2 separate regions of the Homo sapiens genome follow, and region 1 is linked to region 2. A link is an interaction called in ENCODE POLR2A ChIA-PET data of the cell type or tissue named here. Cell type or tissue: GM12878. All regions are shown on one strand.

Evidence for each region. Peaks named below come from ENCODE experiments on the same cell type or tissue, not always from the same donor. Only the 100,000 strongest peaks of a DNase experiment are listed, where the experiment ranks them.
Region 1: POLR2A ChIA-PET joins it to region 2 with 6 read pairs; 2 of 35 experiments call an interaction of 5 or more read pairs at or near these places.

Annotation. Positions count from the first base shown.
Region 1 is chr2:86,204,024-86,206,523 of GRCh38, forward strand. MRPL35 (mitochondrial ribosomal protein L35) reads left to right here. Exons shown (of 4, transcript NM_016622.4): 2 at 2,083-2,272. Among named protein-coding and RNA genes, the nearest start is that of MRPL35, 5.8 kb to the left of the region's middle. In GM12878, no CTCF peak of the experiment used is centred here; no DNase peak of the experiment used is centred here.
Region 2 is chr2:85,860,331-85,862,830 of GRCh38, forward strand. ST3GAL5 (ST3 beta-galactoside alpha-2,3-sialyltransferase 5) reads right to left here. Exons shown (of 7, transcript NM_003896.4): 3 at 851-962. Among named protein-coding and RNA genes, the nearest start is that of ST3GAL5, 27 kb to the right of the region's middle. RefSeq lists an enhancer at 967-1,046. In GM12878, no CTCF peak of the experiment used is centred here; a DNase peak (open chromatin) is centred at 1,041.

The DNA.
Region 1 (2,500 bases), 340 kb after region 2:
GCCGAGGCTGGAGTGCAATGTTGCAGTCTCGGCTCACTGCACCCTCTTCCTCCCAGGTTCAAGTGATCTTCCTGCCTCAGCCTCCTGAGTAGCTGGGATTATAGGCGCACACCACCACACCCGGCTAATTTTGTATTTTCAGTAGAGACGGGGTTTCTCCATGTTGGTCAGGCTGGTCTCGAACTCCTGATCTCAGGTGATCCGCCTGCCTCGGCCTCCCAAAGTGCTAGGATTACAGGCATGAGCCACCATGCCTGGCTGGAGTATTTTTCTTAACCAACTTTATTGAGGTAGAATTTACATGCCATAAAATTACCCATTTTATGTGTACAGCTTTATGTTTTTTTATTAATTTAGCAAGCTGTACAACCATTACCACATTCCAGCTTTAGGACTTTTTTTTTTTTTTTTAGTCTTGTATTAGTGCATTTTTTTTTTTATACTTTAAGTTCTGAGGACATTTTCATCATCCTGCGGAACTTTTTTAACACACAATTTTGAGTCCCAAACTGGACTTCAGTCAGAATTTATGGGTGGAGTCGGAGCTCCACGAGTGATTCCGATTTGCAGCCATGAACTATTAGTCTGGCCATAGTGGGAAGGACTGATAAGAGGACTGCATCCGGACCACACATCTAGGCTCTCTGAAATCTGCCTTCTGACCTGTTCCACCCCACTGCCCACTACTTCTCCCCAGGCGTCTCTGATAGTCAGGCGAACAGTCTCAGCCTCTGAGGCAGGTCTGGTCCTCAACCCATACATGTACAGTTGACCCTGGAACAATACAGCAGGTGGGGTGTCAACCCCAAGCAGTTGAAAATCAAGTTGAAAAAAAGTATAACTTTTGGCTCCTCCAAAACTTAATTACTAATAGCCTACTGTTGGCCAGAAGCCTTACCAATAACATAAACCATTGATTAACATATATTCTGAGGCCGGGCACGGTGGCTCACACCTGTAATCCTAACACTTTGGGAGGCTGAGGCAGGTGGATCACTTGAGCCCAGGAGTTCAAGATTGGGCTGGGCAACATGGCAAAATTCTGTCTCTACAAAAATTAGGCATGGTGGCACATGCTGTAGTCCCAGCTACTTAGGAGGCTGAGGTGGGAAGATAGATTGAGCCCAGGAGGTCAAGGCTGCAGTGAGCTATGATTGTGCCACTGCATTCCAGCCTGGGCCACAGAGTAAGACCCTGCCTCAAAAAAAGAATTTTAAAAACATATATCCTGCATGTTATATGTATTATATACTGTATTCTTAACAATAAAACAAGCTAGAGAAAAGAAAGTCATAAGAAAAGAAATAGGTTACTGTTCATTAAGTGGAAGTGGATCATCATAAAGGTCTTCATCATCTTTACATTGAGTAGGCTGAGGAGGAGTTGGTTTTGCTCTCTCTGCGATTGCAGAGAAAGAAGAGGTGGAGGAGTTAGAAGGGGAGGCTGGAAAGGCAGGCATACTCGGTGTAACTTTTTTTGAAAAAAATCTGTGTGTAAGTGGCACTGTGCAGTTCAAACCCATGTTGTTCAAGGGTCACCTGTATTTGTTTCAGTCCCCATGCCTTTGCTTATGTTGTTCGTCCTACCTGAAATGTGCTCCTCCTCTTCTAAGGGCCTGCTCACTTTCTAGAGAACTCAAGTGCCTCTTCTCTTTTCTTCGAGAATCTTTCTGTCGCCACTCTTGTCTCTCCAGGAAGGGTCCATGCTCTTGCATCCCTGACCTGCCATTGTACTGTGTGTGGGAATTCTGTCTCACCAGAGTATAAGATCTGGGAGGTGGGAATAAATGTTACACACATCTCTTTTCTTAGTACTGGACATAGAGCTAGCAGACATCCGACTTGGTTGTGATGATGGTTGCACAGCTCTCTAAATTTTCCAAAAATTGTTGAATTATATACATAAAATCAGTAATTAATTTATGGTTATACCTTAGTAAGGTGGTAAAAGCTTCACAGATGAGTCTGATGCTCAGGGCACGTTAATTATGTTTAATACTTGGTGGCAGTGATACATCTCTTAATTTTTAATATCTGGATGCATATTTTGGAGTATTAAATATATATGCTCCTATCTTTACAGGAATCCTACGGCCCCTGAATATTTTGGCATCTTCAACCTACCGCAACTGTGTCAAGAATGCCTCTCTTATTTCTGCATTGTCCACTGGACGTTTTAGTCATATTCAGACACCAGTTGTTTCCTCCACTCCCAGACTTACCACATCTGAGAGAAACCTGACATGTGGGCATACCTCAGTGATCCTTAATAGGTAGAGTATATTTCTTTGTGGGGTTTTTTTTGTTTTTTGTTTTTTGTTTTTTTTTGAGACGGAGTCTCACTCTGTTGCCCAGGCCAGAGTGCAGTGGTGCATTCTCAGCTCACTGCAACCTCCACCTCCGGGGTTCAAGCAATTCTCCTGCCTCAGCCTCCTAAGTAGCTGGAAAGTTCTGGGATTACAGGCGTGAGCCACTGTGCCTGGCTGGTAGAGTCTATTTCA
Region 2 (2,500 bases):
GATAATATATATAAAGCATCCATACATGTCAGTTATCATCCCTCTCATGCTACTTTATTTAAAATCATCTCTTCCTCCATCCTGGGCTAAATGTTATCAGATAATCCAGCCACTAAAATAATCAGTGACATAAGCATTTGATATGTCACTTGATTTGGAAACATAAATGTAAGCTGAAAGAAAAATCTTGCAATGCAATGTGAATTCATTAAAATTAAAAATAAAACACAGGAAGGACAGATGATACTAAGAGAATTTCTGGCCAGGCATGGTGGCTCATGTCTGTAATCCCCGACCTTTGGGAGGCCAAGGCGGGAGGATAGCTTGAGCCTAGGAGTTCAAGATCAGCCTGGGCAACATGGCAAGACCCCATCTCCACAAAAAATAAAAAAATTAGTCAGGCATGGTGGTGCACACCTGTGGTCCCAGCTACTCAGAAGGCTGAGGTGGCCGTGTTCTTGCCACTGCACTCAACCCTGGGTGCAGAGCGAGACCCTGACTCAAAAAAAAAAAAAGGGAGAAAAGAAAAAAGAAAGAATTTCTTTGTTGTTTACTTTATAGCATCAGGGCAAATTAATTCCAGGAGAGGAGCCCTAGAGCCTGTTGGGTTGAGCCCACCTCATCCCACACCCCAGCTGCAGTAAATGGGAGAAGGATACTGTGGAGTAGTTAGTGGTGGGTTTTTAGAAGAAGGTTGTCTTTGGTTTTGGAGTGCTGAGATTAAGTGCTTTCCCCTCTGAGTTCAAACTTTTATTAACATATATTTGTCACACAGTAGACTAATGATATTATAGTTTGAGCATATGCTTGGCAATGTTTTCATTTAAACCACACCAATGGGATATCTAACCTTTACATGGTCAGGGTCCACATAATGCATTTTTTTCATGTCACATTCTTCAGTAGTATAATTTAACTTGAGGATATAAAGGATCCACACTCCAAACACAAGCAATGTACATCTGGAAAAAAATCAATTAGGTATTATGATGTAGTCATGTGAGAATCATGAGATGCAATGTGAAACTGAAAACGGAATCCTAAATGAGTCTGCCTGCTATGCAGCATAAAACTACAATCTTTAAGTTGACATTGGGGTGAAAGGAAGGGGCCATTTCCTATTTTCCTGACAAGATAAACTAGTCATTTATGACTGTCTTTGTTATAAGCAAACACAGAAAAAACTTTTTTTGCAAGAGCACTGTAACAAAATCTGAATCACAATGTCAATTATTGAACTTAAAATCAAGTAATAGACTTGAACTACAGAATCTCGGCTTCAATCTTTTGTGACCTGAAAATTCTGTCAGTCCTTAAAAAAAAAAAAAAAAAAGAAAAGAAAAGAAACAGTTTATTCACAGTACGTCTAAAGAATTCTACCCGGAAGTGAGGCCGACTGGGAAATGAGACAGGACCATTAGTTACCCTTAAGATGACCTAAAAAATATTTTTTACAGATCTGATAAATTCACACTATTATATAGTTTAATACACACACACACACACACACACGACTTGGAGAAAAGAGCTGAGTCTAGTCTTAGTTTTAGAAATCTCATTTTTACTAAGTTCTCCAGTGACACAAACCGCAAGCTAAAAAGTTTCAACCAAAATTTAAGAACCACTGCTTTAAACAATTCTGTTCTTGAAAAAACAAATGCAAGAAATAAAGAGAAAGTAATCCATTTTCTAAATAAAGGGGCAGTTTTTTTTTCAAAAAAATTGCATCTAGCATAATATATTATACATAATAGATGCAAAATATTTCTTAATATTTGAGGATGAGAATACAATGAAGTGTTGCTGGGAGTGTTTTAAAAACTTTAAAATTCTCATTTAAAACAGGCTTCCCATGACAACTTGGACAAGTTGGGATTATGTATAATGATAAGTGAACAGGATGCTATCAATTTGTGTAAAAGTGGGTTTGGGCACGGGGCATGGCAGAGCACACACACACAAAATATTTCTCATATACACAAGAAACCGGTGACACTGGTTATCTTTAAATATGGAGGGTAAATGGGGAGCAGGGATGAGAAGGTGTTTCACTGAGACTCTTTAATACCTTTTGAATTTTCAATCTTGAAAACCTAATATTACCTATTCTTCTCTTCAGCCCCAGAAAAGGTGTTACATTCAGTGCATACACTTCCCTTATTTTGATTTAAAAAAAAAATAAAAGAAAAGGGTGTGAAGGCAAGCCCAGTGTCTGTAGCACATATCAGACTGTGCCTTAATTCCTGGAGCGAGTCCACCTCACCCACAGCCTAAGCAGCACAGGGCGCAGGTCTATCTCCCCTGCTGCCTTGTGGCTGGCGCCCAGCATGACGTCATGAACGTGGTGGGCCTCAATAAATATTGGTTGGTGACTCAAGGGAGGCTGAATGTAACATAAGCCTTATTCTTATAAATTTCCTTTTCCCCTACACTTCCTAAGTCAGTAAAGTGAGACAGAAGACTAGATTGCAAGGTTGGATTTCTATGTTTAGACATGAAA